Linked DNA regions of Mus musculus: regions 1, 3 and 4 are each linked to region 2. Evidence: chromatin loops called from intact Hi-C (ENCODE). Cell type or tissue: heart. All regions are shown on one strand.

Region 1 (8,000 bases), 50 kb before region 2:
GGAGCCCTTGAGCCTCCCATCACGGAAGATCAGATGAGCAGCCCTGGACTATGGACATTATCCTGAGGCTACACATGGCAATGTGAGATAGAACTGACTTCATAGGAATGGAGAAGGAGAGAGAGCGCAGACTTGTGAGCCCTGAAATGGATGGAACATGACAACTGGGGGAACCTGGCCCTATCCATAGTTGCAGTTAGAGGTGTTGTGAGTGAGCCAGCTTTGCAGTCTGCATTTGAGGACAGTGAAGAGAGAGCCAATTTCTCTTCCGTTCTGAAGTCCCTCCTGCTGTGGCAGCTACCTCCACTCATCATCCCGTCTTCATGTTCATCCCATCTGTTCTGCTGGTCCTGCCGTGACCAGGTAGCTGCAAGATGCTACATCCAGTCTTTAGTTCTCTGTCTTCACATTCGGTGGCCTGTCTCTGTGTGCTGCTCATCCCCCCTGGCTCCCATCCTGTTGGCCCTCCTACACATAGTCCTCAGGCACCTTTGCTAAACTGTTGAATGGGCTTCTATTGTCCCCAGCTTCTCCCTGACATCCACCCTCTTGGTAGTCTTATCCTACACCATGACACTAAAGAGCTACATGCTAAAAACTCCCAGCCTTCATTCCCAGCCTCTCCAGATTCACCTTCTAGTGGCATGCCTAAAAGATATCAGTGTTTAGCTGGGCGTGGTGGCTCACGCCTTTAATCCCAGCACTTGGGAGGCAGAGGCAGGCGGATTTCTGAGTTCTAGGCCAGCCTGGTCTACAAAGTGTGTTCCAGGACAGCCAGAGCTACACAGAGAAACCCTGTCTCAAAAAACCAAAAAAAAAAAAAAAAAAAAAGATATCAGTGTTTAACATCTCCCCACCAGTCACCCTGCCCCATTACCAAGCCTGCGCCATTGCAGGCATCTGTATCTCACAAGCTCAGAGCTTGCTCTGACTAGTTTCTGTTGTCAACTTAACACACCCTTGAGTCACCTGGCAAGAAGGAATCCCAATCAAAGAAATCATCTTGTCCTGTGGCCATGTCTGTGAGGAATTATAGTGATTGATGTAAGAGGGCTTAGCCCACTGTGGGTGGCACTATCCCTAAGCAAATGGACCTGGCCTATCTAAGCAACTCAGCAGAACATGAGCCAGAGAAGCCAGCAAGCAGCAGTCCCCTGTGGTTCCTGCTATGATTTCTCTTAATGATAGATTATGAGCTGGAGGTTCAGATGAAAGAAAGCCTTTTGCAGGGGGCTTTTGCTTGCCATGTTTTATCGCAGCATCAAAAATCAAACTAGAATAACTAGATGGCCACCTCCACATTTTATTTTATTTTATAAGGTTTATTTATTTATTAATTATTTTATGTATGTGAGTACACTGTAGCTGTACAGATGGTTGTCATGTGGTTGTTGGGAGTTGCATTTTTTTAGAACTTCTGCTCGCTCTGGTCAACCCCATCGCTCCATTCAACCACGCTTTCTCAGTCCCTGCTTGCTTCAGCCCAAAGATTTATTTATTATTATTATATGTAAGTAGACTGTAGCTGACTTCAGACGCACCAGAAGAGGGCATCAGATCTCACTACAAGTGGTTGTGAGGCACCATGTGATTGCTGGGACCTGAACTCAGGACCTTCGGAAGAGCAGTCAGTGCTCCTCTTGCCAGCCCCTCCTCCACCTTTTAAAAAGGAATCTCTCACAGTCAGCTATTGGATGGAACACAGGGCCCCCAATGGAGGAGCTAGAGAAAGTACCCAAGGAGCTAAAGGGGTCTGCAACCCTATAGGTGGAACAACAATATGAACTAACCAGTACCCCCGGAGCTCATGTCTCTAGCTGCATATGTATCAGAAGATGGCCTAGTCAGCCATCATTGGGAAGAGAGGTCCCTTAGTCTTGCAAACTTTATATGCCTCAGTTTGGGGGAACACCAGGGCCAAGAAGTGGGAGTGGGTGAGTAGGGGAGTGGGGGGAGGTCTAGGGGACTTTTGGGATAGCATTTGAAATGTAAATGAAGAAAATACCTAAAAAAAAAAATAACATGTCAAAAAATAAAATTGTATTTATCAAGTTAAAAAAAAAAAAAAGGAATCTCGCCAGGCAGTAGTGGCGCACTCCTTTAATCCCGGCACTTAGGAAGCAGAGGCAGGCAGATTTCTGCGTTTGAGGCCAGCCTGGTCTACAGAGTAAGTTCCAGGACAGCCAGGGCTACACAGAGAAACCCTGTCTAGAAAAACAAAACAAAACAAAAACAAACAAGAAAATCTCAAATTCTCAATTGTTATCTATTGGCAAAGCCTGTTAGCGCCACGTTCTAGAATTTGACCACACCCCAACACCTCCTTGTTACTCCTCTGTCCAAGCCACCATTGTCCCTGGGGTTTCTGCAATAACTGGCTCTCTGACTGAATGACTCTAACGTTGTTAAGTTTATTCTCAACAGTGCTTCTAGGATGATGTCATTTCTCTCTATTAACCCTTTTAGTGGCTCCACTCTTGTTGGGGCAAAGCCCAAATTTGCATACTGGCTTTCCTCTAGTGCCTTGAAATTACAGGACTGTCTCTCTACTTTTCTTTTCTTTTCTTTTCTTTTCTTTTCTTTTTTTTTTTTGTTTTTTGTTTTTTGTTTTTTGTTTTTTGTTTTTTGTTTTTTGTTTTTTGTTTTCAAGACAGGGTTTATCTGTGTAGCCCTGGCTGTCCTGGAACTCAGTCTGTAGACCAGGCTGGCCTCGAACTCAGAAACCCGCCTGCCTCTGCCTCCCAAGTGCTGGGATTAAAGGCATGTGCGCCACCACACACGGCTGCCTCTCTACTTCTTGAGCCTCTCTTTCCTCCTCTTTGTCATTACTCTGGTCACACAGCTGTCCTCTCTGGTCATGCCAGGCAAGCTGTCCGTCACCTCCAGACTTTAAATGTTCTTGTTCCTGACCCTGGGAGCCACTCTTCCATAACCCACTGAGTTCAGATCCTCAACTCTTGGGTTATTTTTTCACTCTTGGAAATCCAACCTTCCATATGTGCTCATGTTTGTAGACCTTTCTTTCTCTTTCTCTTTCTTTTCTTTTTCTTTTTTTTTTCTTTTTTCCTTCTGCATCTCTTATATCCTAGCCTGCCCTTGAACTTACTGCATATCCAAGTGTGACTCTGCATTTCCAGTTCTCCTGCCTCTGCCTCCCAAGTATAATGATCACGGGCATATGCTACCACACCTAGTTTTATGTGGTGCTGGAGATGAAACCTAGAGCTTCATATATGCAAGGCAAACAGTCAACCAACTGGGCTACATACATCCCAGCCCCACTATTCAGAATTTTAAAACTACTTCTCAACATTCCCTACTCTTCTTGATTTTCTTTTTTTTCCCCCTTCATAGCACTTTATTTCCTGTGACTACTATATGTTTGTTTATTAATTCAGCTCTTAGTATTTCCAAGAACACAGACTCCCTAAGGGCAAATGCTTCTTTCCACTGCTGCATACTCCAGGTCCTAGGACAGTGTTCGGCATGTATGGTAGGTGTTCAGTAACTGCTGAGATCTGCCCACCCATGGTGAGATGGCCATAGGGTGTTCAATAAGTAGCTGCTGATTGGCTCCATCAGTAAAGATAAATAAAGAGGTCGCTTCTATTCCCCGAGCCTTGAGAAGGAAGAGCGCTGGGGTTTCTCCTAGTCTGCAGGCATTCAACGCTGAGAAGCCAGTCTCAGTAGAAAGGGCCTTGGGTGTGCCATGGCCCTGTGCCTGTCTCAGTTTGTGTGCAGCTAGCCCACATCTCAGTGGCTCTTGGAGAGCTTGTCACAGATGAGCCTGCATTACTCGCCGTCTGTCCCCAATCCACTCACTATCCACGTCCTTTCTTCTTCCAGGTGCTGGAGTGCACAGCGCCTCCAACGAGAACAGCTAAGAGGTAAGAGAGCAATGAACTGTGGCTGGTTTGGGATTTCCCGTCTTAAAGGTTATGGAAAGTAGCCCAGGAAACCCCAGGGGAATGGTGCTGGCTTCACGGACAGAGTGTGAACCCTGGAACTAGGGGACAGTTCAGTCACGCCAGGGGTGGCGTGAGGTCTTTAGAGTCTGTTTTCTGCTGGTACAATGGAACATCTGAAATTGGATAATTTATAAAGGAAAACATTTCATTTAGACTCATTTTTTTCCCAGAGGCAGGAAGCCCAAGATCAGATAGCCCTACCTCATATGGCTCTCATGCAGTAACATGAACAAGGTGGCAGTCAGCAGGACAGGGCTCGCTGAGGATTCCACAGAGCCAGTGATCTCAGAGTGACAGACCTTGTTCTAGACCCAGCAGCACTTCCATGGGAAAATGCCTGGCGTCAGGCCCACAGGATGGCCTTCCTGCTCCACCACCCAAAGGCCTTCCCTTGCTAGCGTCTCCAGAGCTCCTCCATGGTGCTCCAAAGTCAAGGAAGGCCTTGATCAGTTTAGTTCTAGACCAAAAGCTTACTAAAATGTCTCTCCTCCCTGCCCCCACTATGGTTCCCTGCTGAATCTCAGTCTAATTGACAAAAAAAAGAAAAGAAAGAAAATCAGCAGCTACTTGATGTAAGGCAGTATGTCTATACCAAAATGTACTGCTGGTGGGGTGGGGGGGGGGCTACTAGGGAGCTACTGCTGCTGATGCGGGGGCTGCTGATGTTGTGGGTATGGGAGTGATGATGTAGACTGATGTTGCTGTGGGGATGCTCCTGATGTAAGATAGTGCTGACACGGGGGACTGCTGCTATGACTGGAAAGAGGTAGCTTTAAAACTGTGTCCAGCCTTCGACCAAGCAGTTGGCCTTGCAGAACTAAGGAATAATCACATCCAAGCAAAGGTGACTGTACAAAGGTGTTGTCTATAACCGCAACATTTGTAACATCACAGAGAACTTGTTCAGGAGCCAGTTAGTTTGCTCAGTAAGGGTGCCTGCCACCAAGCCTGAAGACCGGAGTTTGATTCCCACTCCCACAAGTTGACTTCTGACTTCCGCACACTCAGTCGGCACGTGTGTATACTTCCACTCAAGTACACACTAAATAAATAAATAAATAAATGTAATTTTAAAAGAGAAGAAATTATTCACAACTTTCCCATCTATCCAAGGGTATATCAAGCATCAGAGTGACATACACACATATTTATTGAGAAAGACATATCTATTATTTTGTTTGTGGGTCCTCTTCCTCTTCCTCCTCCTCCTCCTCCTCCTCTTCTTCTTCTTCCTCCTCCTCCTCCTTCTCCTCCTCCTCTTCTTCCTTCTCCTCCTCCTCCTCCTTCTTCTTCAATAGGGTTTCTCTGTGTAGCTCTGGCCATTCATGACCTCTCTGTAGACCAGGCTGGCCTCAAACTCAAAGATCCACCTCCCTCTGCCTCCAACACTCAGCTTGTTGTTAGTATTTTGAGACAGAGTCTCACTGTGTTGCCCTGGATGTCCTGGAACAGAGATGTGCCTGCCTCTGTCTCCTGATGCTATGATTTCCAGCTGTTTGTTTGCTTTTGAGATAGGATGTCATGTAACCCAAACTGACTTTGGGCTCATTGTACAGCCAAGTCTGACCTGGAAGTCTTGACCTTCCTGCCTCTGTCCCTCAAGTTCTGGGATTACAGGTGTGCACCACTACCCCAGGCAATATATTTGGATATATTACTGGCTTTGAACAAAGGATAAATAAAAGACCTTGGATCACATAGACAGTAGCTTTGCATCCTGGGCAGCTGAAAATGACCTTTTCTTAGCCAGTCTCGGAACCAAGACAATGTGATCTGCCTTAGCCTTTCTCCCATAACTGATGGCACCTCCAAGGCTGCAGCAGACTCCCAGCTAATGTGTGGCCAGAAGGCATGGACCTCGAGAGCTCTCCAGGAGCCTTGATCTTCTGTTTTGTTTTGGAGGAAGGCTAACAGAATCATGATTCATTTCACGATTTCCTTGTTTTCTACAGGGCATATTTCTACAATAATGATGTGTGCTTTAAAAAAAAATGTGGGTTTTCTTTTTTTCATGTATGGGGTTTTTTTTGTTTTTGTTTTTAGTGCAGCCATTGATGCGTTAAGAAGTGTGGGGGGGAGTAGTGAGATAGCTCAGTGGGTAAGTATACTTATCATCTGTTATACAAGCCTAGAAATCTGAGTTCAATGCCCTGAACCTTCATAAATGTGGAAGGAGAGAGCCAGCGCTACAAAATTGTTGGTCTCTGACCTCCACACGTGACACCCTTGCCCTCTTCACACACATTAAATAAAAGTTTTAAAACTTTTTTAAAGCTGTAGTGCATTGACACGCAAGCCAGCTGAATAGCCCCTAGACTCTGAGCTCCAGGCTCGGAGAAGAGGTGCTCAAAGGCCAGCAATGAGAGGAAGACTCAGTCCTCAGAACCTGCTTCTGCCTCAACTGGCCTGCTCTTATCCATGCCATCAGCTCCTGGTAGAAGAGCTGTTAACCTAAGGCCAGTCTGTCCCGACTTCAGGTGATAAGTATGTGCCTTCTGCAACAGCTGAGACTGCCTGGCTCTGGCCTAGCAGAGAGAAGCTATGTGGCTCCAGGGCCTGGCTCCTTGCCCATCTTTAGCACCATTTTGTCCACATCCAGAACAGGAAAAGCAGGAGTCCTAAGGAATCACGAGAAGTCATTCTGTAAGCAGTCTCCCCATTCTAATTATCTGTTGCTCCATGAGCCTTTTGGTTGATAATTCAGTGACTTTCATGAACATGCATGTTAACCATTTAATTACTAAGCTAAGAGAGGTAGTTAGTTGTCTCTCCAGGATGTGAACCCCATCCCCACGCTAGAATCCCTTTTCATATTATTGTGTATGAGTATATTATATATGTAGGTGTATGTGGGTACCCATGCCAGAACACATGTGTAAAAGTTAATGGAAAACTGTGGAGTCGGTTTTCCCCTTCTATTTATTCGAGTTCCAGGGGTTGAACTCGGGTTCTCCAGTCTTGGGTAACAAGCCCTTTACCCAGAGAACTGTACTGCTGCTGGGCTGAATTCTTGACACCTTCATTGTGGCTTCCTGTCCTTGTGGTCATAGTCCTGTGGATGCAGAAGGGACGAGAAGAGCAGAAAGAGCAGCTCACAGCTTCCATTGTTAAGATGACTATCATGGGTGACAACTGTACGCATTCTGTCTAAGCCCCACCCCACACTTACCTAGCAACAGACAGGCATGCTCCTCCCCACAGTTACCTGGCAACAGCCAGGTAAGCCGGACCCACTATCAACGGGGCTGCATGCCCCCTCCTGTCTTGCTTTCTTGTTTTGCTCTTGCCTGCCTTCTTGGACTCCTCCCTTCCCCCCTCCCTTCCCTATACACTTCCCCCTCTTTCGACCTCTGGCCTCTACTTCTCCACTCTGCCTCTACTACACTCTTAACTCCCCTCCCCATACCCTGAATAAACTCTATTCTATACTATACCATTCTATACTATACCGTGTGTGGCTGGTCCTCAGGGGAAGAGATGCATGGGCCCGATGAGACACCCCCTCCCCCCCATACCTCACCGTGACACCCTCATAGAACATATTCCTTCTCTATCTTTTTATAAACACATCACCAATGCTGGGTGTCTTTGGTTGCTACCCCACCAGCCCGGCTTCTATTGCTTCTCTGTCCTTCTCTACATTGCCCAAGATTCAGCCAGGGGGAAACTGTCAGCTTTCTTCTGTGTCTTCATTTTTCCAGTTGTGTTTGCCAATTGAAGACCCCAGCTGAAGATGAAGAGGAGTAGAGTCACCCTGGGGTGCTTTCTGCCCCAGCTCCCCCCTTGCTCCGGCAGCACTGGCCTGCAGCTCTTAGGTTCCTGGCCACAGTTGGCTTCCTACTGTGGAGGTCCCTACTGGCTGCTCACTTTCCCTTTATATTTCTCTCAATGCTGCCTCCCCTCCCCTCCCCTCTTCATAAACAGGCTCTTCCTTAAACTCTTCTGTCCCTGGGTAGCGGGAAGGGGTGGACCTGCTTCCTGCTGAGACTGACCCCGACAAGAAACATTTTCTGCTATGTCTCTAACATAGAA
Region 2 (8,000 bases):
CAAGCGCTGAGATTATAGGCATGTACCACACCACCCAGCCAGTTTCTAATTTTTTTTTTTTTGAGACAGCTCACCATATCCCAGGCCGACCTTGAGTTCTGAACTTGCTTTTAACCTATCAAATGTTGAGCATGCAAGTATGCACCGCTTCATTGGGAATTTTTGGCATTGGGGGTGGAACCCAGGCTTTGTACACGCTGGGCAAGCGCTATGCCAACTGAGCTACATCTTCAGCTAGGCTCAAACCCTCTGTCTTCCCACCCCACTTCCCGCTCCCTCAGTTGTTCTTAGAAAAGCGGGGAACACAGGCTGTAGCGCTGAGTCTGAAAGCTTGGTTGGTATCTTGTGCTTTTGGCGTTCCCCTGGGGCTGGGGAAAAGCACAATGAGAAAGAAGCAACTCGCTGCTCTTGCAGATGACCTGAGTGGACTCTCAACACCCACACTGGGCTTCTCACAACCATCTGTGATGTTAGCTCCTGGAAATCTGATGCCCTTTTCTGGCCTCCCTAGGCATCTACACTCAACTCTTAAAAGTAAATTTTTTTTTTTTTAAGGAATGAAATTATTATTCTCTCTGGTCCTCAATTAACTATAAACCAGAAATAATCTCTACCCATCTCCCCTAATTGTTGAGAGAAGATTGGTAAACCAAAATATCAGAGGCCACTATTTTAGACGGAGCTCCTGTCCTAGGCTCCAATAGACCAAACCAAAATGGAGTCACTCGTGCTAAGTTCTACATTATTAATTGAAATGTGAAAGGAACACGCAGATCTTAAACCAAACCAAGTTTTCCTAAACACAGGAGTTTTAAGTCCCCATGAGTTAGCACGCGGCGAGGGAGTCCCCTCTGCACCTGAACCGCCCGAGCATTAACCAATCAGCTTTTCCCTTGATGTTTTGTTTCCTTCTTTCTGTCCTCACAGAACCTGTCTTGCTGCCGCTCAGCAGTAGCTCTCCTTCTAATCCATGAATCATGTCTAACTCATGAGCCATAGCCAGGGAGATTCATAATCAAATTTCTTGTAGTTTTTCCCTGTGAAATCAGGTAAACTATCAAAGCCCTTCCCAAACCATTAAACACTCCTCAACTAAAAGGTATCAACAAGCCTTCCCCTGTGTTTCTGGGTTCTGAACTCTGTCCTCCCCACCCCATTTCCCCCATTTCCCCCATACGCGGGAATACTTCTTCCTCCTAACTAACTTCCACTTCTACCTGCCCCCTCTTTTTGTTTGAAAACAATGTCTCATGTAACCCAGGTTGTCCTTTTTTTTTTTTTTTTTTTTAGATTTATTTATTTATTATATGTAAGTACACTGTAGCTGTCTTCAGACACTCCAGAAACGGGAGTCAGATCTCATTACGGGTGGTTGTGAGCCACCATGTGGTTGCTGGGATTTGAACTCTGGACCTTCGGAAGAGCAGTCGGGTGCTCTTACCCGCTGAGCCATCTCACCAGCCCCCAGGTTGTCCTTTTAAAAATGTGTTAACTTACTATTTTTGTGTGTCAGCATGTTCATATATGATGGTATACGTGCCACAGGGCACATGTGTAAGCCAGAGAACATTGATCTTCCACTTCCACCTATGGCTTTTACATGGGCTCCAGAGAACAAAGATCAGTTGGTCGGAGCAAGTGCTTTTACCTGCTGAGGCATTGTCTAGTCTACTTAGGATGGCATTAAATTCCTGATCTTCCTGCCTCCACCTCCCAAGTGCTGGAGTTGCAGAAGTGCACCCCCACACTTGGCTTCCATTTCTACCCCTTAAAAACTCAGAACAACACCTTTAATCCCAGCACTTGGGAGGCAGAGGCAGGCAGATGTCTGAGTTCGAGGTCAGCCTGGTCTACAGAGTGAGTTCCAGGACAGCCAGGGCTACACAGAGAAACCCTGTCTCAACAAACAAACGAACCCTCAGAACAAAATGCCCAGTTTCAATGAGTACCCTCAAAGCAACCAATCAGAACGACCCTGCACACACACACACACACACACACACACACACACACACACACACCACACACACACACCTTTGCCCTCAGGCCTCAGCTCTGTGTCTTATCTCTCCATTCTTATTGCCTCCTGAGTCGGGGGAACACAGGCTACCTTTCTCTGTAAGAGTCTATCTAGCAGGTGCCTCACACCCCAAGGCTGGAGTTAGAGCTAAAGAGAGTAGCTGCCCGTCCTACTCAGGAGCACCCATAGGGTGCCTCCCCAAAGTCCCCTGGCTCAGTTCGGGTTAGTGTGCTGCGCAGCTTCTCAGTGTTGGGCCCTGAGGTTCTTTGGACTTCCAGAGGCACTAGCAGGGTCTCCTTGAATGTGACTTTTGTGATCATAATGCGGGGGGGGGGGGGGGTGACCTGGGGACATATCTCAATTGACAGAGTGCCTGGGTAGTGTAGCTTGCACAAAGCTCTGGTTCTATCCCCAGCACCAGGAACTCCAGGCACCCCCCCCCCCCCCCCCCCTGTGCGGGAAGCAAGGACATTAGAATGGGAAGTTAAAAAGTCATCCTTGGTTCTATCCCCAGCACCAGGAACTCCAGGCACGGTAATCCCAGTCCCCACCACCTCCCCCCCCCCCCCCCCCCCCCGCTGTGCGGGAAGCAAGGACATTAGAATGGGAAGTTAAAAAGTCATCCTTAGCTATACAGTAAGATCAGTAAGATCCAGGCCAGCCTGGAGCACAGGAGATAGGGCTGGTGACAAAGTCATATACAAACACTCTGTAGGACCCTCTACCCTCTTCTCTGGTATACCAAATCCTTTCCCCTGACACCTCCCTCCTTGGTTACCAAGGCCAGCCTAAGGTCCCCATGTTCACCAGCAGATACCTGGCACCTGGAAGGCACTACAAATCCTTGCTAAATGGCTGTTCCCTCATCTGATGGCGGTTCTCTGTACTCAGACATTCCTTTGGCAGCCTGTGCTTGTGCTGACAGACAGGTGTGAGATCGGAAATGCTCTCAGAAATCCCAGGTATTGACAGGACCCAGTGAGACTCGAATTAGGTTTTTGACTGCCCCCAAAGCAGACAAGCTCTTGGCAGGGCTTCCAGACCCCTGTGGTCCAGAGGCAGGGCTCCTTGAAATGCTCAGACTCTCCTAGCAGGCAGGCGAGCTCCATTTTCCCTGCAAACTTCTTCATGGGGAGCCTATCTCAATTAGTAGAGGGCATGCCTGGCGTGCATGAAATCCTAGGGTAGACCCCCAGTATAGCATAAACCTGATGAGACAAATGTGCCCACTTGTAATTCCAACACTGGAAAAATAGAGGCCGGAGGATTGGCAGCTCAGGGTCACCCTGGGCTACCTAGACCCTGTCTAAAAATAAAGACACAAGTCAGACATCAAAGCATCCAACACAAAGCCTGACATGAGACTCCTGGTCCCACCACCGTGACTGTGAGAAGCCTGGGCAGAAAAGAAATCTTAACTTATTCAATAAATGGGAATTGAACTTCTGCTCAGTTAGTCCGAAGTTTGATTCTGGGGAATTGCCTGGGCACGAGATCAACCCCTCCCTGCTCCCAGCTCTGGCACTCACACTGTATGACACAGCAGAATAAACTTTGTACCGTTATTTTTATTTATGTATTTATTTTAAATCCAAAACGAGGCGAGTGGGATGCAGCAGCTGACTGGGAAAGCACAAGGTTCTGCCCTGGGACCCAACAGGCTGAAGTCACACAGGACGCCCGGTGGTGGTGTCAGAGCCGCTCCGGAACTCATCGCCCCTCCCCCGCCCGCGGGAGTGTGCGTGTGACCGTGTGGGCTGCCACTGGGGCCCGCTGCGGAGTTTCATTTCTTATAAACACAGCGTTGGGAGGAAAGAGGCCTCAGTTCCCATCCGCCCTGTGGGGCCTGGAGAGCCGAGCCGAGGAGACTGTGAGGCCAGACCAGGAGGCCGTGACCCAGGGCAGGGCTGGATGAGAGCAGCTCCACTTCACTGTGGCTGATCCTGCGGGGTAGTGGAGACACCACCCCCACCCTACATCAGCCTCCCTCGCCTGCCTTGGCCTTGGGGTGGGCCCCCCTCTTCTCCACGTGATGCACTCGGGTGCCGGGTGTGCGTGATTGGAGGAGAGTGGGCAACCAGGCCCTTTGGGCCAACTTCCACATTCCTGATCCGCCCCGACTTGGGGGTGAGTTGCAGGCTCCGCTCTGGCTAGCTTCCTGGAAAGGGAGGGAAGCGGGCAGGCGGAGAACCACAGAGCCTCCCAGCTGGGCCGCCCAGGTGGCTGCCTCCATTCTAACCCCACGCCTATATTCTCCCACGCATGCACGCCAGGCCTGCCCCACCCGTGCCAGGCAGTCACCTGCCAAGAGGCAGAGCATTTTTTTCTCCCCACCACCCAGCCTTCCCCTTCCGCCAGAAGTTTGCACCTAGCTCAGCATCTATAAGCTGTGTGGCCTGGGGCTACGTGCTAAACTTCTCTGTGCAGACCATCAATCACCTGGGATAGCTGAAGCTGGCAAGCCTCTAGCTGAACTCCTGCTCTTAATAATCCCCTCCCCCGTCCTTCTTGTCCATTCGGTCTCTTGTTCGGTCCCTTTCCCCGGGGTGGACAGGCACACAGGAGAAGTACAGGGGGGGTGTCCCACAAGAACATTCCATCATCTGTTGCAGCCTGAGAACCTGGCTGAGATAACTCGCAGTACCCTGGCGATAAGGTGTGTGAACTAGCTGGGATTCGGAGCCCTAGTTCCCAACACCCACTCTCAAGGTTCCGTCGGCCTGGGCAGGAGGGGCGGGGCTTGAGTTTCGCTTTCTTGCCAACGTGGAGGCAACAAGGAAATCGAGGAGTTTCCCGGAACCGCTGAGCTCTGCTCCAAAGCAGGCAGCGGGACGGGCACGTGTCCAAAGTCCCTGGCCAGCAGCTCGCTGGAACTTCCAGTGGGAACCGGGGAAAACCAACCCCGGAAAAGCCCCACCTCAGAGCACCTGCCCAGTTCTCTTGGGGCTGTTGTTCCCAGAGAAGGTGGGGATCTCAAAGGAGAACAGCAGAGGGATCATTGAACAGGGTGTAATGGTGTCTGTCTGTCGGTCGGTCCACCAGCAGAGGATGGACCACAAAGTCAAGGGATACCTGAGGAATGACTGTTCCTGCCTGAGTCCTGAGTTTTATTGTTTGTCTTTGCATGGAGACAAAGTCTCACATACCTGAGACTGTTGGACTCAGGGTGGAGCTGAGTATGTATGACCTTGAACTTGTGATCCTCCTGCTACCACCTTTGAAATGTGGGTGACTTTGCCTGGTCTTTGCAGTATCAGGGTTTGATGCAGGCTAGGCAGACACTAGTAACTTAGCCCCATCATCTCCAGTACATGTGTGTCCATGCATGCCTGTGTGCAAGCTAGGGTTTCCAGTAGCCCAGGCTGGCTTCAAATTCCTGGGTAGCTGAGGCTGGCCTGGACCTCAGGATCTTCTCATCTTCCAGACCTCCTAAATGCTGGGATACGGGTACCAGCAACTGTGTTGGTTCATATCCACTCTTTGCTCGCTCTTTTCCTTATCCATTGGGAAGATTTCTCTGGACATGCTCAAGAAGAGCATCGCCCTTCCGTCCTGTCCAGCCTGCTAAGCTCAAGGCTAGAAACAACCAAACTTAGAGGCGGGCACAGGGACAACAGTCAAGCTGAGTGAATTGGAGGCATGGAGTGGAACTGGACTTTTGGATCCAGTCCCCTGGCCCCTTGCCCAGTCAGGTCCTGCAGATGAAAGAAGAGTCCCTCTCTAGGAGTGGACTCAGCCCCTTCGTGAGTGACTGAGCCCTACCCTCCTGTGGGTCCTTGGGCAGCTAGCAGACTGTTCTCATCCCTAAGGAATGTGATTTGTGAGCTTGGCCACTTCCTTCTGTCCTCAGAGGCTGGAGCTCCCTGCAGCCATGGATGGCTGTGGGTTGGGTTTGAATCTGAGCCAGGAAGCTTGGCAGGGAAGGGCCAGGATGGTGTTTTGGGGGAGTCAGAGTATAGTTCCCTCCCTTGCATCTTCAATCCAAAGAAGAATCTGGGGTCAAGGGAGGCAGGGTCACCCCAAAGCGTATATTTCCTTAAATCCTTGGATCTCCCTCTTTGCAGCCATGGCTTTCAGAAAAGCAGGAATCAAACTCAGTAGACCTCCAGCCCCTCCTGGTCCAGAAGAGCTGGGGTCGGGGCTGGCAGTAGTGGTGACCATCTGAAGACAAGCAGATTGTCAAGAGGGAGGCAGGCAGATAGGTCAAGTGATGGCCTTTGCTTTTTTCCAGCCAGGTTCAGGATTGCCATGCCTGCAAGAGGGCTAAGGAAACTCTAAATTCTGCAAGAGCGGAGCTTGTGCTATGCCCGCAGACCCTGGTGACTCAGCCTGGGAATCCCGATGCCAGGGCCTGCCCCAGAGATGAGAGTGCCTGGCTGCCATGGCAGCAGTTGAGGGGGCCCCAGAGAGAATGTTTTATTGTACCCCCTTTCGTGGTGAGGCAGCTTTGTTTTTTATTTTTTTTCAGATTTAATTTTTAAGATCATTTTTATATGTATATGTATTTTCTTGCTCCTCTCCTGCCCCCTCTTGCACGTGTGTGTGTGTGTGTATGTAACATACTCAAACATGTGTGTGTACAGTGCTCAAAAAGAGACCAGAGGAGAGTGCCTGATTATCTGCAGCTGGAGTTTCAGGCTGTGTGCAGGGATCCTAACCTGGAGTCTCTACAAGGGCAAGTGTCATTACCACTGAGCCAGTATTTCTGAGTTAAAGAACCAACTGACCCTAGCTCATAAAACAGGCCTGGGAGCAGGCCTAAAAGTGTCTGTGCTGGGTTTCACTAGGGGGCATATTTGTGTATGTGTGTGTGGGGGAACAGGACAAGAGGAAGGTGCATCCTGCTTGCTACTGTATCCCCAAGGGCCAGCATAAAGCAGGTACCCTATGGGAAGTAGTGAAAGATGGATTGGAGGGAGGGTGGATAGGAGGATAGGGTAGGGGATGTATAAATGGGTGGGTAGGAGGGATAAATGAAGAGAAAGATGGATAGAGTGGAGGCTAGACTGATAGGCAGGCGGATGAGTAGGAGGAGAGACAGGTAGATGGATGGGACAGTGGATGAGGAGATGGGTGGATAGATGGTGGGTGGATGGATAAATGGATCACTGCGAGGGCAGGGAGATGGTGAACTCAGCAGGTCTTAGCAGTATGTACATGTTCCCTGAGATAATCTTAACAATAAAATAATTTCTACAAAAAACGTACGCTGCCCCGGTAGTAGGGAATGAAGAGTGAGGCTTCTCTGCGTGGCACTGGGGTTGTTTCTGCTCTGCTCTGTTGTTCCAGCGGGACCTCTGCTCCCTTTCCCATCACCTCCCCCCAGACCCCCTTTCACCCCTCCCAACTCCCACCCCCACCCCCTCGTCAAGGTAAAAGAACAGAAGACAAGGGCTTTTAGGTTCATGCTAAGTGGCTCTCTTCCTTCCCTGGAAGGACTGGCTGAAGGGAGGACTAATTAAGACCGACGTGCGAGATTCCAGTCCTTTTTCGAGATTCCAGTCTTTCTCCACCCCAGTGTTAAGATTCAGACCAGACGGGTGTGGGCGGCAGCCTCTGTTTACTGGGAAGAAAATAACAAGCCCCCTACGGGGAGCAGTTCTGTGTTTAATCCCTCGCCCCGCCGTCGCTGGGGCTCCAGGTGCCGTTCTCACTTCCCCTAGGAAGCTCACAGCTTTCAGATCACTGGACTCCAAGGGTCATCAGAAGGCTACTAGTGGAGATGCTTCCTCCCCAGGAATTCACCCCCTCCACCTGCTGCTACCCAGGACACAGGGACAGGCCGGCTCCAGCTCTAAAACCTCCTACCCATTTTCTCTAAGACCCACAGAAGGAACTCCCACTCTACCTTCCGAGCCTGAGCCTGAACTCTCCCCACGATCCCATATGCTGCTTGCTTGTGTGTGTGTGCGCGCGCGCGTGTTTACAAATCTAATACACTACCAAAACAAAAAACACCTGTCTGGCAGCAGGCAAGAGG
Region 3 (8,000 bases), 340 kb before region 2:
GATACACTAAGGAAGGAATGATACACTGGGAAGGCCAGCGTAGAGTGACACAGACTCCGTCACAGAACTTAGGAGAGCCTAGAGTTGTTATGTCTTCTATTTTCCAATGACTATTTCACAGTGTGGTTGACCATGAATGATGAAAACTACACAAAGCAGGAATGAGGAGGAAACGGTACTGTAAACCACATAAGAAGAACCACCGAGGCTGCTGAAGGCACGTCAGCAAGCTAAGCTTCCCCAGCTAAGGCCCCTCCTGCAAGACACACTGATACCATCTGTAGTGGCTATTCCTGGTTGTCAACTTGACAATATTTGGAATGAACTACAATCCGGAATTGGAAGGCTCACCAGTGACCCTTATCTGGAGGCTTGGAGATCCTTATCTGGATCTTGGTTTGAAGATCTTGAGCCATAGTGGCTATGGATTCCAGAAGATTGAATCTCCGAGTTAAGGAACACACCTTTAATCTGGGCTATGCCTTTCATCTGGGATTAAAGGTGTGGTGGAACACACCTTTAATCTGGGCTACACCTTTTGCTGGAGACAATATAAGGACATTGGAAGAAGGGAGTCTAGCTCTTGCTCTTGCTCCTTCGCCTGCTTGCTGCGTGAGACTGAGTAACTGCTAGATCCTTGGACTTCCATTCACAGCTGCGACTGAACCATTGTTGGGAATTGGGCTGCCGACTGTAAGTCATCAATAAATTCCTTTACTATTTAGAAATTATCCATAAGTTCTGTGACTCTAGAGAACCCTGACTAATACACCATCCTATCTTACTCAGTAACTGTCATAGCACCTGTGCCTTCCCAAGACTGCGAATCCACACTGCACTCAGATTGAAAACTTGGTCACAGATGTCTCAAAGGTTCGCAGATTAAGAAGCCCATGACACCCGTACTTGGAGGCCACCAGGAAAAGGAGAGTTCATGGAGGAAAAGTAAGGACACCATTCCCTGAATTCAAGCCAGAGTCATGTCTACTGGACATGTCACACATTATCACCCCGGGAGCAGGCATGCCTGCCATGGAGTCAGAAAGACCCAGAGTTAAACCCTAGCTCCAACTGTCATTTCCTGGCGTTGTAACCTTGGAGTCCTGGACTTTTTGATCCTTAGTTTTTTTCATTTATACAACGGAGACCATCCTTAGGACCTATACTTGATAGTTCTGTGAACTGAATTAGACGACACACGCCAGCAAGCTGTCAATCATTGAGCTGATTTTGACCAATCATCAGAACCAACCAAGAGAATCACAGGAACTCAAGGGGATCTGAAGTGGACAGTTGCTCAGCCCAAGTTAGTGGCTCTTGGAGTGAGGAAGGCCCATACAAAGAGGTAGTGAAGAAACAAGAAGACGTCAGAAGGTGAGTGATGTCTGGGTCCCAGGAATGCCAGGAGAGATGACATATTCAATTCAGGGGAGACTGGAAACAGGTGTCACCAAAGTATGCAACACTTGGAGGTGACCCTGGAATTGACCAATCACAGGCCCCAAAGCTCACACACACACACAAAAATGGTTCCCTGGCAAAAGACAGGGAGCAGAACCAATACTCCAAAATCTCTTATAGTTCTATGCTTCTGACCTACTCATTCCAGTCTCCCAAGAGTACCAGGCCTTGGGATCTCCACCACTCCCTGGCTCCCAGGAATGCCAGGTACAGAGCAAGCAATCTCTAGCAAGCACTTACCAAGAAGTCTGGAGCAGAGGCTGACCTGTACCAGGCTCAAACAGATCCTATCAGGGTCAGGAAAATCACTATCCAAACACGAAAGTCTCTGCCCTGCAGTGGCACCAGCGGAACAAAACCCCGCTTCTCAAAAAAGCCTAGTCTGACCTTCTCATCCTGCTCTGCTCTCGCTGAGAAGGAAAACTGTCTGTCTATCCTTCACTCCACATCCCCAGCACAAACCCCACAGACCACAGGACTCAGTAATTCCCTTTGCTCTGGGATACGCTGGTGTCCCACCCTCAGGTACTTCAAAGGTCTAAATGACTAGATTTGAATGATGGTTTTCAAAGTTGAAGCCTCTTTCCAGGACTCTGCTGGTCTTTCCCGTGCCTGCATTGCAGCATTTGCTGTCAACCTCCATCTGCATAAAATTAAGCTCTTGACAGATCCCAGAAGCCAGGGACACACCCCCCAGGCCTCTGCACACTATCGGCCAACGTGGCCCTAAGTCAGCCAAGGCCTTCGGTCCAGCCTCAAACCCTCCCAAGGATGTGGGAGAATGCAGTCAAAAATGGAAGCTTTCTCAGCAGACAAGGAAGCCCTCAATTCCCTCACTCCACGCAGTCCCCAGAGCTGCAGGGCCTCAGTCTCCCTCTGATGAGCACCCACACTAGGGCTCCTCCCTAGGCTCTAGGCAGCTGCCAGGGCTAAACAGCGATCTCAGAGAGATTATGAGCTGCCTGTGGGCAAAAAGAGCTCCTCCCCCACCGCCTGTCTTCTCCCTCATTCAAGCCCCAGGCCCAGTCTAGTCAGATATGAAGCACATGCAATTCAAGGAACAACCCACAGTCCATTGTACGCAGTCCAATCTATAGATAAGTAAGTCTCTCTGCAGAGCCTGTGACAATGTGGAGGGACTCCCAAAGGTCACACACAATGCTTCAGTTGAGTTGTCACCATATCTGCCTGCTGAGCTCTGACGGTAATAAGGAGGATCAATATGACAGAATCTTCAGGCTAGGGCCTCCAGCCAACTCACTCCATCAAGCAATGTGGCTTCACTGGCTGGGCCACACAGTGGACAAGCTCGTGTGAGGACAAGAAGGCCCAAGAAGAAAAGAATCCCAAGGTCAAACATTCTGTACATGGAGAGGAGCCGAGAGGCTGGCCTTGAGGCACACACAGAACCATATCGAGAGACTACACCCTGGACACTTCAGAGGCAGTGGAGATACACGCCAGAGGAAAGCCTGGTCAATTTAACAGGGCACTCAACCATGGGCTGACTTGGATGTGATATAAATTCAGAACAAGCAACAACTTGCAAAATCACCCTATAAATTTTGAGCTAGACAATAGACCTCTGCAAAGCTGAGAACGTTTGAGGATGTCAGAAGCTACAAAGTGGTGCACTGGGACCCTGCTCTTAGTTCCAGGAAGCTCTTCCATCAGGAGGGATAAGGTGTCAGTAACGAGATGGCCTGCATTAAGAAGCAAAATCCTTAAAGTGTCATTCTTCAGGGTAAGGATCCACTGTGTGGCCCAGTCAGGGAAGCCACGTCGCAAGGATGGAGTGAGTTGGCTGGAGGCCTTTCCCCAATGATTCTCTTGTACTGAGACTCCTTAGCGCGTTGAGAGCACAGCAGAGTTGCTGTAGGGGGCAATTCAATGATCTCCTTCAGCATAGTAAATGACACATTAGAATACAGATGACAGGAAGACCCACCTGTACTTCCCAGTAAAATCCTGCGACAGAAGTACCCAGACCCATGCTCACCTTGCAAGGGCTCAGTGGACTTTCCTCATGCAGATCTCTCACTGCTTGTGGGTGGGGCCCTTGGACAGCTATTCCCTAAAGCGGCCCTTTTCCGTTACCTTGATTCCACTACTGTACCACAGACGTGATACTGGCCCAAGCTTGCGGCCACTCAGGGTGATTCCTCAGTCCAGGTTCCTAAGTGACCAATCCAGTTTACCGGAGCCTCCCACCCCAGCCCATGTCTCCTGCCCGGAAGCATCCAGACATCTACCAAGTCCACACAGCCCAAACTCCACACTAACTCAGTACTTACCTTGCTGATGCTCTGGACCTGAACTTTCTGAGTCTTCCCTTCTGCCTGCCTCAGTCCTTGAAAGTCTCCAGGCACAGAGAATGCTCTATTTGTTGAATCAGTCAGCCAATCGCCACCGGTCTCTGAAACTGCTCAGGGAAAACATCAGAGGTTCGACAAGGATGTCTTCTGACAGATAGGAGGAGAGTTTCTGATTTAAGAGCCCATAAAACTGGCAGCGACCAAGCTGGTCCTTGCCAGGGTTGGGAGCCAGGGGTCTTCCTCATCCTAAGCAGCGCCGCCTTCGGGGCCAGGCGGGCGCCTCCGCCTTAGATCGGGGGGCGACCCCGGGGTCAGGTCGCCCCTTCCCGGGAGCCCGCCAAGTGTCCTGTCCGGCCCGGCCTAACAGTACCGGCAGGAAGGGCACCGCTGACCTCACCGCCCTAACCCTGGGAAGGGACGCGGGCGGGACAGGAACCCAGGCGGGTGCAGAATCAGGGCGCCGGACGCGGGGCACGGGGCTGAGGGACCCCGGATCCAGCTCCCGGCTCCGCGCAGAGCAGAACGCACCGCCCGGCCACCGGGACCCGAGCCCAGCCCGGCGACGACCCTGCGGACCCGCGCTCACCTGAACACGCGCAGAAGCCGGCGTTTCCAGAACCTCCCGCGGCGTCGCCCCGGCGCTCTCGGCTCCGCCCTCGTCACAGTCTCCGCCCGCTTGAGCCTCCGCCACGTCCCCACCTCCCGCCCCCCGGGCCCGCCCGGGCCTGGCTCCGAGCCACTGGAGCCTTCGGGAAGGCCCGAGCCGCCACGCGCTGCACGTATGCGATGCACACCTCCTTGCGCCGCGTGGGACCGGCACCAGGGGCGGCGCCCCCATCCCAGCCTGCTCCAGCCCTCTGTGGTCCCACCACCCCCACATCCATTACCACCGGCAAATTGCAGGAGGCTGGCGTCACTAAGATCGGGAATTGAGTATCCTGGGAGGGGAGTGGAGGGAGGGAAAAGACAAGGGTCTGAGATGTCAGCGCACCTCATCTCTCCAGATGACCCATCTCCAAAGCCTAACTGCTTCTCTGAGGGGCTCAGGCTAGCCAGGCTTCGGCTCTTCTGTAAATGTGAGAAGTTGGCGTAGCCTGGAGCATCTCATCCTAGGGCCAACCTATGGCTTATAACACAGGCCAATGAGATTGGACACCTCAACCAGCTCTGTCTGAGACACACACAGTCAAGAAGACAGGGAAGCAACCGACCTCGATCTGAACTGAAGGATGCTCTGGCAGCTGAGCAGGTTCCCACGCCTGCCCTGTAAGCTTGCTTCTCCATGAATGAGGGGAAGCAGTCTGAGAATCTCATCAGGGAGCAGAGCCCAGAACGGAGATGCCCGGCCTGTGGGACTGTGCCTGGAGTTTGGTGTGGATTTCCCTATAATGGCATGGACCAGGCAGACGGCCCAGACTAGGAAAGACAGACACACAGAAACAACTCAGAAAATACTACCTGGCCACTTGTCCGTGTCTGTGGCAGCTACCAGCCAAGAGCCCAGTTGAAACCATGCACAAACCTTTCTGCATCTGCTATGCCACAGAAAGTACAGTTTGCCCAGATCCTCAGATCCTCCCCATGCCCGCCCACTTCTCTGTCCGGAGTGGTCCTCCTCCTCCTCCTCCTCCTCCTCCTCCTCCTCCTCCTCCTCCTCCTCCTCCTCCTCCCCCTCTCCACAGGATCTTTCCCATTGGCCTATAAATACCTTCAATCCATGGCTATGGAAACATAACCCTCACCCCACTCTACCACCCACTGTGCATCTCTCCTTGGCCAACCAAGCAAGCAAAGTCCATCTTCTTGGCCTATCTCTCAGACCTTCTAGCTCCACAACAGCCCCCAACAGTTACTGTATTATGTTTATTGCTTTACCGTTGTTAAATCACCCTTACATGGTGTATGCTCTTTTTTATTTTTTTTTAAATTATCTTTAATCTTTTTTTTTTTTACAGTCCAGTTGTTATCCCCCATCCATTCTCACCGCCAACAGTTCCTCATCCCATTTCTTGTCCCCTGTCTCCAAGAGGATGTCCCCACACCCCCACACAACCCCACACTCCACCAGGCCTCCCATTCCCTGGGGCCTCAAGTCTCCTCAAGAGTTAGGTGTGTCTACTAAGGCCAGACCAGGCTCTGCTGAATATGTGTCAGGGGCCTCAGACCCGCTAGTCTGTGCTGACTGGATAGTGCCTGTGAGATCTCAGGAGACCAGGTTTGTTGAGACTGCTGGTCTTCCTATGGGGTTGCCCTCCTCCTCAACTTCTTCCAGCCTTTCCCTAATTAAACCACAGGGGTCCCAAACTTCAGACCATTGGTTGGGTGTATCTGCTTCTTAGTCAGCTGTTTGTTGGGCCTCTCAGAGGATAGCCATGCTAGGCTCCTGTCTATAAGTACAACATAGCATCAGTAATAGTGTCAGCCTCCCCTTGAGATCTGTCCCAATTTGGACCTGTTACTAGCCAGCCTTTCCCTCAGTCTTTTCTCCAGTTTTGTCCCTGCAGTTCTTTTAGACAGGAATAATTCTGGGTCAGAGCTTTTGACCATGGGATGGTGTATTAGTCAGGGTTCTCTAGAGTCACAGAACTTATGGATAGTCTCTAGATAGTAAAGGAATTTATTGATGACTTACAGTCGGCAGCCCAATTCCCAACAATGGTTCAGTCGCAGCTGTGAATGGAAGTCCAAGGATCTAGCAGTTACTCAGTCTCACGCAGCAAGCAGGCGAAGGAGCAAGAGCAAGAGCTAGACTCCCTTCTTCCAATGTCCTTATATTGTCTCCAGCAGAAGGTGGAGCCCAGATTAAAGGTGTGTTCCACCACACCTTTAATCCCAGATGAAAGGCGTAGCCCAGATTAAAGGTGTGTTCCTTAAACTCGGAGATTCAATCTTCTGGAATCCATAGCCACTATGGCTCAAGATCTCCATACCAAGATCCAGATAAGGATCTCCAAGCCTCCAGATAAGGGTCACTGGTGAGCCTTCCAATTCCGGATTGTAGTTCATTCCAAATATTGTCAAGTTGACAACCAGGAATAGCCACTACAGATGGCAAACCCATCCCTCCACTTAATGCTTTGTTTTTCTACTGGAGGTGGACTCTACAAGTTCCCTCTCCCCACTGTCTGGCATTTTATCTAAGGTCCCTTCCTTTAAGTCCTGAGAGTCTCTCACTTCCCAGGTCTCTGGTACATTCTAGAAGGTTGCCCACCTCCCACCTCCAGAGGTTGTATATTTACACTCATTCTGCTGGCCTTCTGAGCTTTACTCTTGTTCCCCTCCCCCATACCTGATCATGTTCCCTTCCTCCCTTCCCCTCCCCCTTCCGTCTCCCATCCAGTTCCTTCCCTCCCTCTGCCCTCTGGTTTCTTCTCTCTCCCTAGTAGGATTGAAGCATCCTCACTTGTTAGCCTTCTTGAGTTCTGTGGATTGTTTCCTGGGTATTCTGTGCTTTTGGGGGTTAATATCCACTTATTAGTGAGTACATACCACGCATGTCCTTTGGGGTCTGAGATATCTCACTCAGGATAATATTTTTTAGTTCCATCCATTTGCTTGCAAAACTCATGATGTAATTGTTCTTAATAGCTGAATAATATTCTGTTGTGTAAATGAACCACATTTTCTATATCCATTCTTCCAGTGTGGGACATCTGGGTTGTTTCCAGCTTCTGTTTATCACAAATAAAGCCACTACAAACATAGTGGAATATGTGCCCTTGGGTATGGGGCATCTTTTGGGTATATGACCAAGAGTGGTATATATAACTGGGTTTTCAAGTAGATCTATTTCCAATTTTCTGAGGAACCTCCAGATTGATTTCCAGAGTGGTTGTACCAGCTTGCAATCCCACCAGCAATGGAAAAGTATTTCTCTTTCTCTGCATTCTCTCCAGCATATGCTGTCACATGAGTTTTTGACCTTAGCCATTCTGATTGGTGTAAGGTGGTATCTCAGGGTCGTTTTGATTTGCATTTCCCTGATCACTAAGGACTTTGAACATTTCTTTAAGTGCTTCTCGGCCATTTGAGAATCCTCTGTTGTGAATTCTCTGTTTAGTTCTATATCCCATTTTTTGATTGTGTTGTTTGGTTTTTGGAGGTTAGCTTCTTGAGTTCTTTATATATTTTGGATTATTAGCCCTCTATCGGATGTGGGGTTAGTTAAGATTGTTTTTCACAATCTATAGGTTGTTGATTTGTCCTGTTGACTTTGTCCTTTGC
Region 4 (8,000 bases), 350 kb before region 2:
CTGGAGCATCAGCTCAGCGGGCCTTGTGCCTAACGGGGCATCTGCTGGAGAGAGTGACCACAGAGACAGTTCCAATTTGAGAAACAGCAACAGCTCTAGGGAGACGTGGAGCTTAAGAGAAGCTTGTGATGGTAAAGACTATATGTTTCTCAGAGAATAACAGATCCCACAGAACAAGGGGGTTAGGACCTCCCTGCAGACCACAGGAACCTCCCTATTACATGCTATCGGGTGTGGCTGGCATCTTCCCAGAAGGGAGCCCTGCTGCACAGTGGCAGCTGCTGCAGAGACCGGGCTCTGTTCATCCCGGTGGCTCAGGGAACATGGGATAGAATGTCAAGAGAGTAAATACAAGATGGAGTCATAGGCAGGCCAAGGATTAGAGGACTTATGGGACCCCTTTACTCTCTCCACAAGTCTCTATGAATCTCCCCTGACTCTTTGGGCTCAGGAATCTATTATGGGCAGGATGTGTAACACAGATAAACAAGCTGTGGTCTGGACTTGTATGGAGCCTGGATGTACAGATCTTACTGAATACCTACCATTTGTGTGACTCTGGACAATTTTTCCAGCCTCAGACTCAGTCCCCTATCTAAACAGATATAATAATATCTACCTAAATAGAGACACCAGCATCAGTCTTAAAGGGCTTGTGCCAAAAAACTCAATGAGATGACATATGACCATGTTGCCTCAGGATGTCAAAGACCAGCAGCCATAATCAACATGTCCTGTGAATGCCAAGAATGTGAAGAATGACTTCCAGAACTCAGCATCCTCCCTAGAAGCAAACTCACGTGTCTGCTCCCTGAACTCCCTGTGGAGTCCTCCACAGCTAAGCTGAGTGCTGAAAGGCTTTCTGACAGGGAGGAGGAGCCCAGAATGGGTCAGGGTACTGGAGCAGAGATGACGATACTGAGAACAGGCACGGAAGCCAAGGAGGCAGTGGGGTCCTCAAAGACCACCTATAGGGAGACTTTGAGGTCACTCCTGAGCATCTAACGCAAGTGGATAACACAGAAAATTATCCTGAGTGAGCTGGAAATATGAGAAAGGTCAGAGGGCATTAAAGAGACAGAATCCACAGATGATTATGGCTTAGGCTGCCGATGGGAATTGCACCTAAGATAATAGCTAAAGGCTGATGGTAAACAGTGCAACACCAGATGGGAACGTCAATCTGAAACAGATAACGTTTGTGCAAACTATAGAATGTCCAAGTAGAGATGTCTACAGGCACTGGCTTATCCTGGCTGGAAGCCCAGGAGACATGCCTTGACAAGGGACACAGATCTGCACATCATGCGTGTATGGCACCACAGCTGGGGAGGGGATCAGAGTGACCAGTGGGAGTAGTTCCGGACAGTAACTCCCCGTGCCCTCTGGCCCCGTTCGGGACACCCAGGGGCCTGTTCACTGTGGCAGGATACAGTCAGGATATAGTTCCCTTCTACCACCAACTATGCCTCAGAGCTACACGTCAAAAAGCTTCCCAGAATTCCCTCCTCATTCTGGTCTCACGGCTGGGCTTGGCCCAACACCTGATGAAGCAGGAATAAAGAGAAGCGTCCTCCCTGTCAGCTCAGGAGAGTCCTCCACACCAAGAGCCTAGCTCATGATGAACCAGTGATAGGACATCTGAGAAGGAAGGCAGTTACGACAGTCTGTGGGCCTCTCTGCTGTATCTCCCCTAGGCTCCCAAGGAGTGAGGTGGTGTTTAAATCATAATGAAGTCCAATTGGATCCTTGGTTGTATTGGTCTCCACCCCCTAAGGCCAGGAAATCTCATAACAACTAGCAGTAAGCAGTAAGCAAGGGGGAAAAAGCCAATTTAAAGAACAAACAATCAAAAGCAGAGGAATGAATTATCAGATGAGTCAAAAGAGAAAAGTCAGAGACCAGCAGCCAGAATCTAGAACACCAGAGAGAAAGAAGCGATCCGCGCCAGACAGCTGGCTTTACTGGCCCAGTGCTCCTGGTGAGTTTGAAGAACAGGATCACAGAAAGAAGGGATAAAAGCACTGTGGGTACAAGAGTATGTGGGAACCAGGGAAAATTAATCACTACCCAGCAGCCTCAGCAGGAAGAAGAGAAGTCATGGGCTCAAGAGAACATTAGATCTAGAGTAGAAATACAAGAGATGGGCAAAAACTGAGGTCATAAAAAGTCAGATGACAGAGATCAGGAAAAGGGGGACATAAACAAGAAATGGGGGGCTGAAGGGGGATGTATATGAACTCAAGGAGAGAGCCCAGAGAAGTACGGGTTGGATGAAAGGGAGGAGACTAAGATGTCAATGGGGAATGAGCAGTGAGCCTACACATCAGCCCTGGACAGAAAGCACTGAGAGGCTCAGGGATGGAAGCAGGTCCACCAGCAGATGGACATTCCTCTGGGAGTGAGCTGCGCACGCAGGGAGTTTCCTGAGCTACGACCTCAATTCTCTACTACACTGGGGGGAGTTCCTGGCTAATATCTGAATCAAGACATTGGGGTAGGGGTTGACGCATGGGAGACTGGCACCGAATGGAAACCCAAAAGATCAGCACCAACAGCAACAGTGAGTCGCATCTAAGCAGTCTGACCTGTCCAGACAGCGGGGAGACAGAAGCAAATGGAGGTGTGTTACCTGGAAGTTCCCCTCTGGAAATCGTGTCCGGATCCAGTTTGTACGTGTCCTGAAGTCTCATCAGGGCTCTGGCAGCTCCAGACTCGTCCTCATCAGTGGGGAAGAATTGCCGCTGAACTGAGAGGTTAGCGACAAAACCTTCCAAATGACAGTGAGAACACAGGTCACTCTTGACCCAGCGGACAGTCACTACCTAGGTTTCTGGCTAATGAGATTTCCCTGTGCCTTCCCTCAAAGGCTGTCAGCAGGCTGGGGGCTCAGTGATGAAACACCTGTCTGGCACACATTCGGGGTGCGACACCAAAATAATAGTCGAAACAACAATAATAACTCACTCCCCTTCCTTGTGAAGTCCTATCTGGGGGCTCCTCTACAGAACTTTCTTAGCCCTCCCTGTGCTGTTCATTTGGAACCAAAAAGCCCTGCACACAACTTAGCACATAAGAGTTCAGTAGGCAGGGTATGAGCTTCCTAATACCCAAGGCCACAGCCCAGAGCCTAGACAGATTTGACCCCTGAAGCGGCCCCAGGTGGCTTTTTCCAGGGCCCTAAGCCCTGGTCCCAAGCCAGAGACACAGCTCCTGTTATTTTAGGGCTCTAAGTAGAAGCCAGGCCTTGCTATACTAATGATTCAGGCCTTTGAATTTGCCTAAGAACTGGGGACTGGGAGGGGCGCTCCAACACATTCTATCCCTGGCCCCTTTCCAAGAGTAGCAGCATCCCCTGCTATCCCCTCTCATCACACCAAGCCAGGGTGTCAAAGAGCTGCTACATCGTCTCCTTCACAGATATGTGGTCAGAAACTTGGAAGACTTTAGTATACAGGAAAAAAGAAAACCCCCTAGAAATAGCCACACGGTACTGTCAGGGTTCCCCCTTATCTCAGGGGCAAGCAGCCAACATCAGAGATGAAAATAAGCGATTGCTCTCGGGACGTGTAATCACCTTCCAGGTAATCACAGCATTTCCACATGGCAATGGAGGGAGTGGGGACGACAAGATCAGACGTCGGAGCGTGGAGATCTATTGTCTGCATCTGTGCGGGCTTCCTTGCCTACCTCTCCAGAAAGCAGGCAGAACAGCCTGTTCTGAGCTGTTCTGTGCAGCAGGCCCAGCCCAGGAAGGGAGGGTGAAGGGGGGTGGGGTCTGGGAAAGGCAGTGGCTTCTGGAGGCTGTGAGCTCACAGGCACAGCTCCAGCCGCTCTGAGCTCACCAATCCCTCCCCAGAGACTACCCAGCCCCCAGCCAACCCCAACCCAGGCGGGTCACGTGGCTGTAACCAGTCTCAGCCAGAGAGACAGCTAGTCTGAAGTTAATCAGCACTCAGCGAAGTGAAGAGGCCCGGCCCAGCCTGAGGCTGGGAAGCCCGTGGCCCACCTCCAGCCCACCCTTCCATTACCGATATCCTCTCCTCTGGGTAACAGGAACGTGTTCACTCGCAGAAGGTACTACCCCAGAAAAACAAATCTATGCTCTGCCCTGTAAATACCATTTCTAGGTCATTTAGCTTAGAAAAATAATCAGAGGCAGACCCAAAATGCATGTAAAAGAGGGCTGAAAAATTGGAAACAACTCCAGGTGCACTACGAGATGACCATACCGTCATTACAGTCACGGCACAGGCACACTTAAGCTGCATCTACAGAACCTGGGAAACGCAGGACTGAGCGCACGTTTGTGTCAATTCCACACAGACATGCGTTGTGCGTAAGAGACACATGTAGGACATATTCAGATGAAGCCTCTGTTACCCAGCTTGCCTCCGCCCACTTGGCTTATTTTTAATTCATTCATCCTTTAAAGCAAGTGAGTTTTAATCCTTTAGGCCATGCATAGCTCCAGTTTTTAATAACATGTTTGTACACATAAGCGGATTCTTTTGGTGTGTATGAACGTTTATAAACGTGTATGCGTACGTGTGTTTTCTTGTGGATGGGTGCATACGGATGCATGCGAATGTATATGGAAGCTCAAATTTGAAGTCACTTGTCTTCGTCAATCACCCTCTATTTATTTACTGAGGCAGGAGCGCCCACATGATCCCAGAGCTCATGGGTCAGCGAGTCTAGCTAGCCAGCTTGCCTGGGAAATCTCATCTCTGCCTCCTGAGGGCTGGGATGATGCCAGACTCACTTGCCTGGAGCTGGGATGATGCCAGACGCACTCGCCTGGCTCTACATGGCTTGTGGGTATGCAAACTTCAGTTCTCACACTTGGATGATAAGGGCTTCACCCACTGGGCCACCTCACCAGCCCAAGGTTAGAGTTTTTAAAAATGATTTTAAAGGTTTATTTTTTGTGTATGAATGAGAGTTCTGCCTGCATGTGTGTCTGCACCAGGGGTGAGAGGAAGAGGTCATATTACCGGGAACTGTAAATACAGATGGTTGTGAGCCAACATATAGGTTCTGGGAGCCAAATCTGGATCCTCGGCAAGAGCAACCAGCTCTCTTAACCACTGTGCAATCTCTCCATTCCCCGAGATTATAGTTTTAATGGTGCTTATCATGGAGTTATTGGATTAAACATCGTGATTTTATGTGATATTTTACGTACCTGAAGTCTGTTATAAAATATGTATTACTGAAGTATAATTAGAAAATGTTACTACTGGGAAACATGACAAAAGGACAGGAAGTGATTGTTACTATACTTTTAAAACAAAACAAGGACAGCTCCAGGCTGTTCACCGTCCCTCACCTGCCGAAGCATCCTGAAGGACAAGGTCCCCCAGTGCAGGCCAGTCTGTGTTCAACCGCTTCACCAGCTTGTAGGCATTCACAGGATGAGCCAGGTAGCCCTCGGGGTCGGCAGCTGATCTGCTGGTCAGGGCTTCCATCTTGCTGGCCCAGCTGCGGAACCAAAGGAAAAAGAGACTGCCACACCCACCCACACAGGGTGCTCATTTCCCTCGTGAGGTCCAGGGCTCTTTCATCAAGAGATGATAAAACATGAATATAGTAACTTCCTAGATACTTCTAGCCCTTAATCTAGGTAAGAGCTGGGAACTCTCATGTAAATTAAAAAGAAGGCATAAAAGACCGTAGCTTCCTAACCCCCCATACTCAGCATAAGTTAACTGTAGGTCAACTCCCCAGGTCACCTCTCAATGACTTCCTCTTACACCTTGGATGGGCTGGGGAAGAGGAGCAGCAGGGATGACTTAGTGTGGGGTCTTAGGACATTGGACACCTCTTAATCTTGGCGAGCTTGGCTTCCTCCACAAGGATGTACTCCTTCAGAGACTGTACCAGGTCCTTCTCTGCGTAAATCAGATCGGTCATGTGCCCTACAGGAGAGAAGCATGGGCCAGTGAGAAATGGATGAGGAATGGCTTATGGAAATTACCAGTACAGAAGTGAGTGCTCCTGCCCAGTATATGCCAGTAAACGAGGAATCACAGGGACTGGTAGTTAAAGGGGCCTATTCATTCACACGCCGTGACCCCCGACTTCAGGAAGATAGAAGCAATGTGTCAAGAAGATGCCTGGGCAAAGCGCACGTGCACTGGGAACGACTTTAGGAGAAGTTCTAAATCTCTTTGTCCCCTTGTCAGCCGGCTGGTCCTGTCAAAGGGGCATGGATATCTAAGGGCGCATCACATGGAAATCAGCTCTTAACCTTCAGTTGAAAAGGAGAGAATCTGGTCCTTGGAACTGAGAATGTTCATTGCATAGACTGGCCTCTTGCCAAGGACTGAAAAAGACCTGAAAGCTACTTGCAGTCTGCACTTCCAGAGAGGAGAGTCCAATTCAGAAAGCTGCCTCCCAAGATGCATGTTCATCAGGATCTCCTGGGGGTGCAGGGGTCAGGGATAGGGGGAGCCTTTGTAAGTTCCATTCTCCCTGGACTGGTCAAAATCACTGACTAAACTATCCCACCCTGAACGAACCTCAGGCAACAGCCCCTTGCACTTAGCTGAGGGCTGCTTAGGTAGACTAGAGTTCTGTTGCCACATACCAATGGAGGTGAAGAATTCTGCCTGCACCCAGCTCAGGACACCGAACCAGGACATCAGCAACACCAACACCAACACCTGGAGCTTCATAACTGGAAAGGGCAGTACCTGCAAGGCATTCAGGAGCAGTCATCAGGTGGGCACGGTGGAAAGACGTGGGGGGGGTGCATGCCTGGAAACTCAGACTGGGTTAGGAGGGACAAAGTTCAAGGCCGCCTGAACTGCATACCAAGACCCTGCGAGAAGACAAATCCATACACGCCGTGCACATACATAAACACACACTCAAAGATGTCACTAAATAAAGCATTCAGGATCACCCAGGGGATGGGCCAGAACATGGAACCAGAGACATGTGTTCACTTATGGCCCCTGCCCCGGTTTTGTTTTATTCTGTTTTTCTTTTTGGAGACAAGGTCTCATTTTGGAGCCCAGGATGGCCTGGAAGTCACAATCTTCCTGCCTCAGCCTCCCAGTTGCTAAGATTATAAATGTATACACCTGACTTCCCGCCTACCCGTGTTTCTTACTTTCTAATACATATGCCAGGTTAGCGTCAAGAGCCACATGGAGGAGGAGCCAATTCACAGAGTTGGTTCCCAAGATGCCAAGATCATCGGGATCTCAGGAGGGGAGGAAGCACCTCTGCAAGCTCCACTCTCCCCAAACCAGTGATGGAGGCCATGGTATCCCAACGTGAAAGTGGCCTCCGGCAGGAGACTCCCTTTGTACATGGACTGAGGGTTGCCCACACAGAGAAAGGTCCCGTTGCCACATATCAATAGAGGCAAAGGATTCAAGAACCTGGATTCCGACCATAAGGAAGTGATAATAGAGAAGAGACAGTGACAAAACCAAACCAAAACAAAACAACCTGAGATAACATGGCCAGGGTAACCAAGCAAGCTGACTGTACAGAGTAGACAGACAGCAGAAGAGGAAAACTGACCTCTGCCAGCCTGCACCTGCCTCCGAGTGGCAATTCTGAGCAGACACGGCTCTCTCTGTACTGAGACACCTTCTCTAGCTACTCCCTACTCATTCACAAGCATTTACTTACAACCCAGAGATTCCAGGCAGCAAGCTAGGTGCTCAGGATACAAAGGTGACTCAGTCTCACACAGTCAAAACACTGGGGCTGGGCTGCTGACATGAGGATGAAGCCAACCACTGCCTTCTCACCCGACTAGAAATAGGCACAGTTCTGAGGGACGCAGCAGCAACCTGGGACAAGCTTCACTGGCAGCCAGCCTAAGTCCACAGTGGGGCCTTCAGACATGTCTCCCATCCAGCCATGCAGCCCAGAACGTGCGGAAAAGCCACCACCCAGCTGAACCTTGCCTGTTCTTCCTCTTCTTGTTCCAACTAAGCCAAGTCTCGGAATGGCTCAGATGGAAATTTACTATCAGA

The links. A loop is a pair of places that touch in the nucleus more often than their neighbours do. Peaks named below come from ENCODE experiments on the same cell type or tissue, not always from the same donor. Only the 100,000 strongest peaks of a DNase experiment are listed, where the experiment ranks them.
Region 1: it touches region 2 in a loop (2.9-fold over the local background); 3 of 42 quality-filtered maps call a loop at or near these places.
Region 3: a loop joins it to region 2, with 2.2 times the contacts of the local background. A loop is called at or near these places in 2 of 42 quality-filtered maps.
Region 4: it touches region 2 in a loop (2.6-fold over the local background); 2 of 42 quality-filtered maps call a loop at or near these places.

The regions. Positions count from the first base shown.
Region 1 is chr11:53,809,463-53,817,462 of GRCm38, reverse strand. It overlaps Gm12216 (predicted gene 12216), which reads left to right. Exons shown (of 4, transcript NR_033332.1): 3 at 3,847-3,887. Among named protein-coding and RNA genes, the nearest start is that of Gm30785, 27 kb to the left of the region's middle. In heart, a CTCF peak has its summit at 3,873; DNase peaks (open chromatin) are centred at 3,962 and 4,262; H3K27me3 peaks cover 319 bases.
Region 2 is chr11:53,759,811-53,767,810 of GRCm38, reverse strand. It overlaps Mir7671 (microRNA 7671), which reads left to right and starts at 4,157; the gene lies at 4,157-4,214. In heart, a CTCF peak has its summit at 3,774; DNase peaks (open chromatin) are centred at 3,030, 3,960, 4,820, 5,780 and 1 weaker place; H3K4me3 peaks cover 2,799 bases; H3K27ac peaks cover 4,539 bases.
Region 3 is chr11:54,097,403-54,105,402 of GRCm38, reverse strand. P4ha2 (procollagen-proline, 2-oxoglutarate 4-dioxygenase (proline 4-hydroxylase), alpha II polypeptide) reads right to left here and starts at 4,479. Exons shown (of 16, transcript NM_001136076.2): 1 at 4,363-4,479; 2 at 3,756-3,883. In heart, a CTCF peak has its summit at 4,343; DNase peaks (open chromatin) are centred at 2,282, 4,162, 4,332, 5,072 and 1 weaker place; H3K4me3 peaks cover 2,642 bases; H3K27ac peaks cover 2,804 bases; H3K27me3 peaks cover 732 bases.
Region 4 is chr11:54,108,907-54,116,906 of GRCm38, reverse strand. It overlaps P4ha2 (procollagen-proline, 2-oxoglutarate 4-dioxygenase (proline 4-hydroxylase), alpha II polypeptide), which reads right to left. Exons shown (of 16, transcript NM_001136076.2): 3 at 6,593-6,698; 4 at 5,825-5,921; 5 at 5,333-5,484; 6 at 2,633-2,770. The coding sequence starts at 6,680. Among named protein-coding and RNA genes, the nearest start is that of P4ha2, 12 kb to the right of the region's middle. In heart, no CTCF peak of the experiment used is centred here; DNase peaks (open chromatin) are centred at 3,256, 3,766, 4,746, 7,816 and 3 weaker places; H3K4me3 peaks cover 861 bases; H3K27ac peaks cover 3,315 bases.